2 separate regions of the Homo sapiens genome follow, and region 2 is linked to region 1. Evidence: chromatin contacts called from ENCODE Hi-C data. All regions are on one chromosome and are shown on one strand. Each heading gives the region's core, a stretch centred on a gene start or an enhancer-like site at or near the end of the contact. The rest is flanking DNA. Distances are from core to core; before and after follow the strand shown. Region 1 holds the start of RAB2B (RAB2B, member RAS oncogene family). Region 2 holds the start of OXA1L-DT (OXA1L divergent transcript).

Region 1 (6,655 bases), core at 409-2,908:
TTTGGAAATATTTCCTGACACTTTCTCAGTCACTCTTTAGTCTCTACTTAAAACAATATTTATTTTTTTGCAATTCCAGATGTTTTTCTTTAAGAAAAGAGCCTAAGAAATAGGTTCTCAGAAACAATACTTTTTTTTTTTTTTTTTTGAGATGGAGTCTCGCTCCGTCACCCAGGCTGGAGTGCAGTGGTGCGATCTCAGCTCACTGCAGCCTCCACCTCCTGAGTTCAAGTGATTCTCCTGCCTCAGCCTCCCAAGTAAGTACCTTACAGGCACACGCCACAACGCCCACCTAATTTTTTTAACAATACATTTTACATTTCCAATAATTGCCAGAGGCACAATTAAGCATTGTTGCCTTGTTAAGCATTGTATCATTAGCCCCTATCGCAAAGTGAGAATTCGCTCAATATTCCCTTTAAAATACCTTTTAGTTGATACTGCCAAATCCTTTTCTAACCCCATCAATTATTTGACTCTAAATAAATCCGTTAGGAACAGTGGTAGCTTCAGGTTTCCATACAGGTGGGACTTGGAAGTAGCAATATGGTAAGAATGGGGATGTAGGGGTTTATTTAGAAACTGCATTTGCATGGCAAGAAAGCTAGTTTCATATATGTTGTTTATTTGGACTGGGGTTACGGAGATAACGAAGAGGGGGTAGTTAAAAGCCTCTTCAGGCCATGCCTTATCACAAACGTGTGGGAAAGGTTAATATTTTCCAGGATCGCCAGTGCGTTTGAGGAACTGTTAACACACTCTTTCATTTAAAAGGAAAGTTTTTAGTTTTATTTGCCTATTAATTCTAAGGCAGGGATGACTCCTCAATTTGCTTCTTCACCAATATAAAAAATGTCCATGTATTGGTGTTTACTTTTTAAAAGTAAGGCTGGTATTAATTTACCTCAAAGCACAGATGAGTTCATAAATAAGCAGTTATGCTTTCGTGGGATTTTCCATAAACATACAAATTGTATTTGAAAAAAAATTATATGACGAGTCTATACCTCACACTCTAAAAAGTTACCTTTCAATTATATACTCTCCCTTACACTACTCCCCACATATCAACGTTTCATTGGTCACTTCATTAACATAAGTTTGGACTAGTTTAAAGTAGTGAGGGGTAACTTTTTACTTCGAACACTGAAGGCTGCTAACTTTCCACTTTAGCAATTTAGCTAGTCAGGTTTTATCATCTGTTCTGGAACAAGTAGATGCACTTACCTATTGTGAGGTCGTGGACAGGCTGGAACCGCTTATCTGTAAACTGCAGGAGGAGACATGACTTCCCCACACCTGAAAGAGAAAGCACACTCCCGGAATCACGCAGCCCTGGAACACCTTCCAGAGTATGGACTTCCCGGACCAGAGAAGGGGGGCTCCCGAGCCCCGCCCCCGGCCGCCCCGAACCGCCCCGCCCGTCTCGAATCGCCCAGCCCACAAAGTGAGCCCCGCCCCCGCCACCCAATTTGGGAGCTTCGAATGCCCGCCCGAGCCTTGAAGGCGAACCACCTGAGGGTTACCTGTGTCTCCGATGATGATATACTTGAAGAGATAAGCATAAGTCATGGTGTCGCGTCCTCTGGGTTCCGGGTCCGCCCGACTTCTATAGCCACTTACCTCCGACCTCTCTAGCCACTCAATCTACCGATCTTCTTCTTCTCCCCCTTCCCCCCGCTCCCCCGCCCCTCCGGCTCCTCTAGCCCAGATCACGTCTCTATTGCACTCCCCGGAATCATCCTTAGGTCGGGAGTACCCTACGCCACCTCCAGGGACGCTTCTAGCACTTCTACATGCCCTTATCCCTCCAAACTCCAGGGGGCGATAGCCCAGCGCCTGACTCTCTGCAGCCCCACGGCGCTCCTTCCAATCAGCAGAGAGAACACACGTCCTTGCGGAAGTGACGGCAGTTCCGAGTCCAGTGGGGGCGGTGGGAGCGATGAGGGTCTGAGACGGTGGGAGCGGTTGTGTGAAGATGGAGGTAGGAACCTGATAGCTAAGAAGGCTGGCGAGAGAACGCGGCCGACCGGGTTGAAGCAGGGACGGGAAGCCGGGCGGAGAGGCGACTGACGGGAGAGGAGAGAGAGCGGGGTTTGGGGAGTGTTGTCAGAATGTCAGGGTCAAAAGCCATCGCTCCAAGCTGACTCCCTGCTCCCCCTAACTTATCCCCGCGACTTTCTTTTGGTTTCCAGTTTCCCGGAGGAAATGACAATTACCTGACGATCACAGGGCCTTCGCACCCCTTCCTGTCAGGGGCCGAGGTGAGCCAGAGCTGCCGACGCCGCGGGGGTAGGGCCTGAGGCAGCGGTGGGGTAGGGTAGTGGGGAGGAGAGCACGGACTCCGGGGACGGGGGCTGGGAACCAAGGGCCGCAATTGGTGTTTAGAGAAAAGTGGCGGTTGCTTCTAGAGCCTGTGGGGACTATCTGGGGAAGTCTTGGGAAGTTGCTGTCATCAGAAAGCAAGGTATTGGAAAGAGATAACCTGTTTAAAGAGAAAAGGGATTCTGGATTAGAAGACAGAGTGGAATTGTCTCCTTTCTCTGGGGAGAAATAGCTACAGTAATCTTAGGGGATCGCAGTGGAAAGAAAATGTTTCAGCAGCTGAAGAAATTGGGGTTGAGGGGAGGAGCTTATTGGTTTTCTTTTGTTTTGAGACAGAGTCTCGCTTTATCGCCCAGGTTGAAGTGCAGTGGTGCGATCTCGGCTCACTGCAACCTCTGTCTCCTGGGTTCAAGCGATTCTCCTGCCTCAGCCTCCCGAGTAGCTGGGATTACAGGCGTGCGCCACCACGCTCGGCTAATTTTTGTATATTTAGTAGAGATGGCAGTTTCACCATATTGGCCAGGCTGGTTTCGAACTCCTGACCTCAGGTGATCCACCCACCTCGGCCTCCCGGAGTGCTGGGATTACAGGCCTGAGCCATTGCGCCCGGCCTAAATTTCCTACTTTGATAAAAAATTTGTGGTTACCTTTACCTACATGGTGTCAGCTTGTTTTGCTAATGTCAGGAGGAAAGGAAATAGCTGCTAGAGAATATAAAAGAGTTGAGTAGGACATGTGTTTCAATTTGCCAGTGACTCAGACGTTGGGCACATTACTTCATCTTTGTATGTCACAGTTTCCCCAGCTGTCAAACAGCTGTAATTATAGTTTCTTATGCTGTTTTAAAGTAGAAGTAAAGGTTATGATGAAACCCTGAAGTGTTCGTTAAAAAAGTTTGGTTGAAATATTGTCATAATATAGATATGTATCACTTGTTTGGGAGAGGCAAAAGAGAATGGTGGAACAGACAAAAATTTCTGTCTTTGAGAAACTGAAGTCTTGAACCATCTGCCATTTTTTGAGGACTTTTATATTTATTTTCAAAAGTGGTGTGGACCATTTGCATCAGTTTTTTTTACCAAGAATTGTCAGTGGCTGTTGCATGGGCTTATCCTATAATCCTAACGTTTTCATGGATGAAAATGGGGTTGACAAGGGCCAGTTGCTAGTTTAACTTTTTTTTTCTTTCTTTTTTTTTTTGAGACAGTCTCCCTGTAGCCCAGGCTGGAGTGCAGTAGCACGATCTTGGCTCACTGCAGCCTCCACCTCCTGGGCTCAAGTGATTCTCCTGCCTCAACCTCCCAAGTAGCTGGGAATACAGGTGTGCGCCACCACACCCAGCTAATTTTTTTTTTTTTTTTGAATTTTTGTAGAGACGGGGTTTCACCCTGTTACCCAGGCTCTTTAACTCCTGGCCTCAAGTGATCTGCCCGCCTCAGCCTCCTAAAGTGCTAGGATTACAGGCATGAGCCAATGTGCCCAGTGCCAGTTTAACTTTTTTGTTGCTTTTATTTATTATTCTCATAAGCAGGATAAGTGTGAATCTAGTATGCAGCAAACTTTGAAATGATATAAAACCTAAATCTGGGCCCAGCACAGTAGCTCGTGCCAGTAATCCCAACTGTTTGGGAGGCTGAGGCAGGAGAATTGCATGAGCCCAAGAGTTCTAGACCAGCTTGGGCAACGTGATCAAACTCTGTCTCTATAAAAGATAATAATAATTAATTTTAAAAAAACAGGTGAGGCGGGGTGCGGTGGCTCATGCCTGTAATCCCAGCACTTTGGGAGGCCAAGGAGGGCGGATCACGAGGTCAGGAGTTCGAGACCAGCCTGACCAACATGTGAAACCCCATCTCTACTAAAAATACAAAAATTAGCCGGGTGTGGTGGTGCGCGCCTGTAATCCCAGATACTCAGGAGGCTGAGGCAGGAGAATCGCTTGAACCTGGGAGGCAGAGGTTGCAGTGAGCCGAGATTGCGCCATTGTACTCCAGCCTAGGTGAACGAGTGAGACTCCATCTCAAACAAACAAACAAAAACAGCTAAAATCTGCTTGGTGCTTTGCACTCTTAGTTGCCATTTTCTTCTAAGTGAGATCTTCATTTTTAAATTTCATTATTTGAGTGTTGCAAATCTCACATTGGACTTACCTGCATGAAATTCCCAATTTCTCCTCAATCAGGTCTCCACAGTTTAAATTTTGTTATTTAGAGTGTTATAAATTTTACGTTGGCCTCGTTCATGAGAAAGTGCATTTTAAAATTAAATACAAGTAGCTTTCAAGTTTACCCACTGTTCTTAATTCTCTACCCCATTTATGAAGTTGAACAATCAAGAGGTAGCCACATTTAAAAAAGTGGTTCCTTTTTGCTTTTGCTTTTGTTTTTAATAGAGACAGGATCTCACCATGTTGTCCAGGCTGGTCTCAAATTCCTAGGCTCAAGCGATCCTCCCACCTTGGCCTCCCAAAGTACTAGTATTGTAGGTGTGAGCCACCATGCCAGGACAGAAGTGGTTCCTTTTCACATCAAGAAACTTCCCATGAAGAATCATGGTGTATAGTGAAGAAAAGTAAATTTAAAGTATTAACAAGTAATATTATAATAAAAAAGAAAGAAACTTTCCAGGTTTGAATCTGTCCTTTGTTTTTGTTTTTGTGACTTAAGAAATCTTATTTTATTTTGCCAAGAAACTGATAGCTAAGTTTTAGGCTCAATTTCAGTAGCTTCCTTTGCCTAAGGCTCCTGTCATTGTTAACAGTTCTCCATTTTCTCATTACAACTTCTACACCTTCCCTTTCCCTTGGTAGCGGTGGTAATGGTTGTTTATAACTTTTATTTTAATGGGGTTATGGTTTTACTGTGAGCCATTCCAAATATATCTTAGAAGTAGGTAAAGGTAATATTAAAAAAAAGTTTTTTTTTACAAGAGAGGAAATTTTTAGACTTTGCCGACCCTCCCCCAAAAAAGTAGTTGCCCATAAAAAGTTCTAACCATTAAAAAAAATGAATAATTGGACTCCACTGTAATTAGGAACTTCCTTTCATCAAAAAACATGATTAACAAATAGGCATTCCACAGACTGGGAGAAGATATTTACAATACATATATCTAACTCATATTCAGAATATATCAAGTACTTCTGCAGAGTAAAAGAAAGAATCCAGTTTAAAAGGAAGCAAAGGCCAGGCGTGGTGGCTCATGCCTGTAATCCCAGCACTTTGGGAGGCTGAGGCGAGTGGATCACCTGAGGTCGGGAGTTCAAGACCAGCCTGAGCAACATGGAGAAACCCCTTCTCTACTAAAAATACAAAATTAGCCGGGTGTGGCAGCGCATGCCTGTAATCCCAGCTACTCAGGAGGCAGAGGCAGGAGAATCGCTTGAACCTGGGAGGTGGAAGTTGTGGTGAGCTGAGATTGTACCATTGCACTCCAGCCTGGGCAACAAGAGAGAAACTCCGTCTCAAAAAAATAAAATAAAAGGAGGCAAAAGATTTGAACAGTCACTTCACAAAAGAAGACGTCCAAATTGCCAGTGAGAGTTGGCAAGGATGTGGATAACTTTTTTTTTGAGACAGAGTCTTGCTCTGTCACCCAGGCTGGAGTGCAGTGGTGCGGTCTCGACTCACTGCAACCTCCACCTCTCACGTTCAAGCAACTCTCGTGCATCAACCTTCTGAGTAGCTGGGATTACAGGCATGTGCCACCACACCTGGCTAATTTTTGTATTTTTGGTAGAGACCGGTTTTCACCATGTTGGCCAAGTTGGTCTCAAACTCCTGACCTCAAGTGATCCACCTGCCTCAACCTCCCAAAGTGCTGGGATTATAGCTGTGAGCCACCTTGCCCAGTGGATGTGGATAACTTAATTATTGCTAGTGAGAGTGTAAGTTAATTGAGCCACTGGAAAACTAGCAGTACCTACTAAAGATAAACATGCCCCCCTAACCTATGACCAGGTAAATTCCACTCCATGATATGTACACAACAGAAATGATTGCATATGTTCACCAAAAACATGTTCACAACAACTTTATTCTTACTAGCTTAACCCTGAAAACAACTCATGTCTATCAACAGAAAAAAATGGTGTATTTGTGAAAAGGAATACTACACAGATATAAAAAATTAAATTATAAATGCAATTGGATAATCTAAACAATATTTTGTTGAGTAGAAAAAGACAGACATAAAAGAGAAGACACTATATTCGTTCATATTTTTTAATGAGGGTCAAGAATAGGCAAAACTGAACTATCAAAATAGTGATACCAGTTGTGAAGGGAAGGAAGTATTCACTGGAAAGGGGCACAAGGAAATGTTCTGCATC
Region 2 (6,655 bases), core at 1,918-4,417, 1.3 Mb after region 1:
AACAAAAGATTTAAAATATCATATAAACTTAATTGACAAAGCAGCAGCAGGGTTTGAGAGGACTAACTCCAATTTTGAAAGAAGTTCTACCGTGGGTAAAATCCTTTCAAACAGCATCACATGCTATAGAGAAATCTTTCATGAAAAGCATAGTCAATTGATGCAGCAAACTTCATTGTCTTATTTTATGCCACCCCAACCTTCAGCAACCACCACCTTGATAGTCAACAAACATCAAGGCAAGACCCTCCACCAGTAAAAATATGACTTGCTGAAGGCTCAGATGATCATCAACATTTTTAAGCGATATAATATTTTCAAATTAAGGTATGTACATTGTTTTTTAAACATGTTATTGCACACTTAAGAGACTACAGTATAGTGTAAACATAACTTTTTCTTTTTTTTTTTTTGAGATGGAGTTTCACTCTTGTTGCCCAGGCTGGAGTGCAATGGCATGATCTCGGCTCACTGCAACCTCCACCTCCCAGGTTCAAGCAATTCTCCTGTTTCAACCTCCCAAGTAGCTGGGATTACAGGTGCCCACCACCACGCTTGGCTAATTTTTGTATTTTTAATAGAGACGGGTTTCACCATGTTGGCCAGGCTGGTCTCAAACTCCTGACCTCAAGTGATCCACCCACCTCGGCCTCCCAAAGTGCTAGGATTACAGGCATGAGCCACCACACCCGGCCTAGTATTTTTTTTTTTAAGAGATGGGGTCTTACCATGTTACCAAGGTTGGTCTCAAACTCCTGAGCTCAAGCGATCCACCTGCCTCAGCCTCCCAAAGTGCTGAGATTACAGGCCTGAGCCACCATGCCGGCCCAACATAACTTTTATATGCACTGCAAAACAAAAAAATCCCTGTGACTCACTTTATTATGATATTGGCTTTATTGTAGTGGTCTGGAACCCAACCCACAGTATCTTCCAAGTTTGCCTGTACATTTTAGCTATCTATTATTAAACAACTTAGTGGCTTAAAACTACAATAATTTTATTTATTTGCTTGTAATTTTGCAATGTGGGCTCAAATAGCCTTTCTTTGCTCCACACGCAGTCACCTGAGGTGGCTCCAGTGGGCTGGAGAATCCACTTTTTAAATGGCCTTCTTCACGTGGCTGGCAAAAGTTGGTGTTGACTGCTGGCTGGGAGTTCAACTGAGGCTGTTGGCCCAAACCTCAGTTCTTCTTCACATGGTTGGTTGGGCTTTTCACAGGCAGTAAGTCTGAGAAGTCAAACTTCTAACACAGCAGCTGGCTTCCCCCGAATGCAAAAACAGAAGCTATCAGGCCTTCTTAAGGCATAGTCCCAAACTGGCATAACATCACTTCCAACGCATTCTACTATTGATTAAAGCAAGTGACAGGCCCAATCAGACTCAAGAGAAGAGAACTCCTAAAGGTGCAAATATTGGGAAGCCTGGTTCATTTGGGGCCACCAAAGTAGCAGTGTACTGTAAGATAGTCACCCTGCCAAGTGTTCTGTAGCTGTATATTTGTAATTACTTCTAATTGTATTGAGTTTTAAAAGTAATCTCTAAAAAAAAATCAGTGTTTCCATATCAAAAATCTATTGATGTTTATAATAGCATCCAACATATGCAAGTGTTAGCTCATACCACTAATTATTACTAAATCAGTATTATAGTTCTTTGCCTCCTATTTTCGCCATATCTGTCAGGTACATTCATAATCGTTCCAAATGAGCAGTCACTGAAATAATTTCAGGTTATTGTATCTTTCTGAAACTATAATTTGTTGTTTAGAAAGTAATCTGCATATTGAGAGACTTTGTAAGGGTTCAAACATAATCAAACTCCACCTTTCTGACCAGTAACTTTTTTCCCTGAAGATGAATGCTTTTAACTTCAAGAAACAGAACACCCAAGCAACAGACTTAGAGTCTAAACAGTAAAGACCTTTAATCATCTTTTTTTTTTTTTTTTTGAGATGGAGTCTGTCGCCCAGGCTAGAGTGAGGTGGCTCCACCTCGGCTCACTGCAACCTCCACCTCCCGGATTCAAGCGATTCTCCTGCCTCAGCCTCCCTAGTAGCTGGGACTACAGGTATGCACCACCACGCCCGCCTAGTTATTTTGTTTTTTTGTTTTTTGTATTTTTAGTAGAGACAGGATTTCACCATGTTGGCCAGGCTGGTCTCGATCTCTTGACCTAGTTATCGAGACCACCTCAGCCTCCCAAAGTGATGAGATTACAGGTATGAGCCACTGCACCCGGCCAAGACCTTTAATTAACTTACACAACAAAGTCTGGAGATAGGCAGTTCCAAGCATGGTACAGCAGCTCAATGATATCATCAAGTATTTGGGTGTTTTCTATCTTTGCCCTCAACCATCTTCAGCACGTGAGTTTTTCTTTCCTTTTTTTTTTTTTTTTTGAGACGGAGTCTCGCTCTTGTTGCCCAGGCTGGAGTGCAGTGGCACAATCCCGGCTCACTGCAACCTCTGCATCCCGGGTTCAAGTGATTCTCCTGCCTCAGCCTCCCGAGTAGCTGGGATTACAGGCGCCCACCACCACGCCCGGCTAATTTTTGTATTTTTAGTAGAAATGGGGTTTCACCATGTTGGCCAGGATGGTCTCGACCTCCTGATCTCGTGATCCACCCACCTCGGCCTCCCAAAGTACTGGGATTACAGACCTGAGCCACCGCGCCCGGCCTGCACGTGAGCTTTTCATCTGGAAACTTGTCCCCTCATGGTCAGTCCTCACACCACCCCACTTACAGAAGAAAAAAATGGAAAGGTGAAGTCTCCTCTGGAAGCTTCGTCTTTTTATCTGGGAGGAAAATATTTCCCAGAAGCTGCCTTCTTTTAATTTCTGTCAGACTCTAGACTACCCTCAAATTTCACTGGACCTGCGATTACAATATTACCTAGCAATAAGAATCAAAAGAATCGAACATCATTGAGTGGGAAAAATCCTCTGCAAGTACAGCCAAGCCTTTTCTGAGGCTATTTTTAAACTTACAAATCAGAGGACAATCGCGACATTAGAGGAAAATTACCCAGGTTTACGCCATCACTAACGATGATAGCTTACGATGATAGCTAACCCAGCTCTTCAACTTCCTTTCAATCTCCAGAAAAGGCTCTCTGCGTGCTAATGGTAACGTGGCTTTACAGATTTTTACCCACTTCAAATATGGCCGCCAAGCTCCGTTCTCTTTTACCGCCTGATCTGCGGCTACAATTCTGGCTTCATGCCCGCCTCCAAAAGTGCTTCCTCTCGAGGGGTTGTGGTTCTTACTGCGCAGGCGCAAAAGCAAGTCCTCTTCCGGGCAAAATGGCGATGGGACTAATGTGCGGACGCCGGGAGCTTCTGCGCTTGCTACAGTCCGGGCGTCGGGTAAGGATGCCCCGGGGCAGAGCACCGGGATGCTGCCCTGACCCAGTGAACCAGGCCCCAGGACAGCTCGTGCTAGGGGTATCAGCAGACGCTGACCTGCTCACCGGGACCTGAATGTCATGACCTCGGGTCATGTGAGGACGCGCTAGGGTTAGTCCCCGACACTATGGGCCCAGCAGCCCGGTGTCAGCTTCTGGAATTGGCTTGGCTCCTGGCGAGAGCACCTCGGCCTCGTTCTCAGGGCCCTCCGATGTGGGTCTGCGATAACTGAGATGCGGGGAACCCAGGTTCGAGCTTCGCTCTGCAGGCACCACCCGCTGCATGCCTTCGGGCTAGCGGTCTGCGCGCGGTGATAGCAATGTCCTCCCCTGTAGTGGCCGAGCTGCCTGCTTCTTGGGGAGTTAGCATAATGAATCCCGTTTGCACCCACGCGAGGACTTCTGCTCCCGGTAAAGGGGCTCCATCATCCTTTTACACGCTCAGGTCCACAGCGTCGCAGGGCCCTCGCAATGGCTTGGGAAACCGCTGACCACACGGCTCCTATTCCCAGCAGCCCCGTGCTGCTGTCGCCCACACTACCTCTTCCTTGCGGCTTCCGGCCCCCGCAGCCTCAGTACCTCTGCTATCTCTTTTGCAGAAGTCCAGGTAAGAGGCCTTTCGTTCCTGCAATATTAGGAGTGGTGTTTCCTGGTTGGTTTCATATTTTGTTTTGTTTGGGAGCAGGGGGAATATGGAGCAGAGTTCTTGTCCACGCTCCACACAGCTCTCCAAAATGATAGCATCTCTGCTTAGGATGGATTTTCAATTCAGTGGGGAAATGATTGAAAGTACAACAGGAGAGATGTTATATTTGGTTTTCTGAGCTGTTTTAAAGAAAAGCAATTGTTTCATGTTAATATATGGCAAAAATCATGATAGTGATATTCAAATGGCTGAAGTTTGGAAAACAGTGATAAAAGAAATAACTTCCCAGCATGAAGGGAAGTCATGGATTCTTACTCAAAGTAACTTCTCTTCCTAACTATTGATAAAAATGAGATGTCCTTTTTAAGCTTGAAATCTGCAGACACTAGGCTAACCTGGAAGAACAAGAAGTAGAGAGAACAGAACCCAGTACTGGTTATTATAAAAAGATCTCACTTGCTTTGTGTTCGCTACTGAATAAATATAATACAAGGCTTTCTTTCACACAGGTTCAGGCCCCTCCTGTTGTTGCTGCAACTCCCTCACCCACAGCAGTACCTGAGGTGGCTTCTGGAGAGACTGCAGATGTAGTCCAAACTGCTGCAGAGCAGAGCTTCGCTGAACTGGGGCTGGGGTCATACACCCCAGTGGGACTGATCCAGAATTTACTGGAATTTATGCATGTTGATCTGGGCCTACCTTGGTGGGGGGCCATTGCTGCATGTAAGGGGAATATACCCTGGACATGGGTTAGGGATTTAACCTCATAGATGGCAATTCTTTGAATGGATTCAGGAAGTAGTTGCAGAAGCTCTGGGGTCAGAAGAGCAGATGATTTCAAATGAGCAATAGAGGTTCATGATACCTAGATGCACTCTGCCTATATTTCTTAAAGAGCATTATAAAACCACCAGATCATCTGGGATTCAAGAAGTGTAGATATTTGAATACAAACATGGGGTTAGAGTCAGGGGACCTTATTAACAGTCATGAAGCTATCCTGGTTTAGAACAGAGGTTCAGGTCAGGCACTTAAACCCCTAAATTGGGAAGCCACTAGCATTGCTTTTGTAAAGGCTAGAACTCTGCTTTGAATTATGTGTCTTTCTGCCACGTTGCTCCATCAATTATCTTTTCTCCCCTGTGTCTTCAGCATTTCCCTCCTCACTGCCCTACCCCGAACATGTAAACATGCTCAGGCACACCCATGTGTTACCTGGGGGAAGGTTTCTTCCCTTCATCCTTAGTTCCCCTTCACTTACTATCCTATCTTCTTCCTTTGATGGCTGTTATTTATTTTGTTGTTGTTAATTTTTGTGGATACCTAGTAGGTGTATATATTTATGGGCTACATGAGATGTTTTGATAGAGGCATGCAAGGTGTAATAATCACATTATGGAGAATGAGATATCCATCCCCTTAAGCATTTATCCTTTAAGTTACAAACAATCCAATTACACTTTTATTTTATTTTTTATTTTATTTATTTTTTTAAACGGAGTCTTGCTCTGTCACCCAGGCTGGAGTGCAGTGGTGCAGTCTCAGCTCACTGCAACCTCCACCTCCCAGGTTCTAGCGATTCTCATGTCTCAGCCTCTCAAGTAGCTGGGACTACAGGTGTGCCACCACACCTGGCTAATTTTTACGTTCTTTATTTAAAAATATGCTATTATTACTGACTATAGTCACCCTGTTGTGCAATCAATAGTAGATCTTATTCTAACTTTTTTTTACCCATTAACTATTCCCAACCCTGACTACCCTTCCCAGCCTCTGGTACCTTCCTTCTACTCTCTGCCCATGATTTCATTTGTTTTGATTTTTAGATCTCACAAATAAGTGAGAACATGGCGATGTTCGTCTTTCTGTGCTTGCCTTATTTCACTTAACATAGTGATCTCCAGTTCCATCCACGTTGTCACAGATGACTGGGTTTCATTCTTTTGATAGCTGTTACTTAAAAGACTGCTCTGCATCCAATTAGCCTACTTCTTTCCATTTACTCCCTCAGCCGTCTGGCTTTTACTCATATCACCTCATTCGAACTGCCAGTAACATAATTGCTAAATCCACTCCTGTCAGCTTTTTGTTTGAGGAAACAAACAGGATTCCTAATCATCTGCTTAGAGAAGTTAATGCCATACTTTTGTGATGCCAAATTAGAGAACTGAGCCTTAAAGCAACTAATTCATTCCCCTGACCTTATTTCTGGGCCTCTTAGGCATGAGTCATAGAATGGACAAGGCAAGAATAAGACCCTTTCAGTAAGGACCTAAAAGCCTTCAACCTTCTAGCTGCAGAACTGCTTTAATTTCACTCCAATCCTAGTTTGTATTTTCCAGGTACAGTCTTTGCCCGCTGCCTGATTTTTCCTCTCATCGTGACGGGCCAGCGAGAGGCAGCCAGGATCCACAATCACTTGCCAGAGATCCAGAAGTTTTCCAGTCGAATCAGAGAGGCCAAGTTAGCAGGAGACCATATTGAGTGTGAGTCAGTTGCAGAATGAGCGTGGGAGAAGTCCACATTTGCACTTTTCCTTACATTCTGCTGGGGGAAAGGAACAATGTAAATCAGAAGTTGCCACAGTCGGGAAAGTTCTAA

Evidence for each region. A loop is a pair of places that touch in the nucleus more often than their neighbours do. Pooled maps may share reads with other maps.
Region 2: a pooled map shows a loop between it and region 1 (13-fold over the local background). The contact joins the promoter of OXA1L-DT here to the promoter of RAB2B in region 1. A Hi-C loop is called at or near these places in 6 of 50 pooled maps.

Annotation. Positions count from the first base shown.
Region 1 is chr14:21,475,301-21,481,955 of GRCh38, forward strand. It overlaps RAB2B (RAB2B, member RAS oncogene family), which reads right to left and starts at 1,659. Exons shown (of 8, transcript NM_032846.4): 1 at 1,527-1,659; 2 at 1,228-1,299. The coding sequence starts at 1,572. It overlaps TOX4 (TOX high mobility group box family member 4), which reads left to right and starts at 1,895. Exons shown (of 9, transcript NM_014828.4): 1 at 1,895-1,984; 2 at 2,196-2,264. The coding sequence starts at 1,979. RefSeq lists enhancers at 1,076-1,195, 1,776-1,845.
Region 2 is chr14:22,763,395-22,770,049 of GRCh38, forward strand. OXA1L-DT (OXA1L divergent transcript) reads right to left here and starts at 3,168. Exons shown (of 3, transcript XR_001750638.3): 1 at 3,030-3,168. It overlaps OXA1L (OXA1L mitochondrial inner membrane insertase), which reads left to right and starts at 3,294. Exons shown (of 10, transcript NM_005015.5): 1 at 3,294-3,370; 2 at 3,854-4,015; 3 at 4,564-4,777; 4 at 6,397-6,540. The coding sequence starts at 3,308. RefSeq lists enhancers at 1,889-2,452, 2,453-3,015, 3,016-3,579, 3,173-3,402.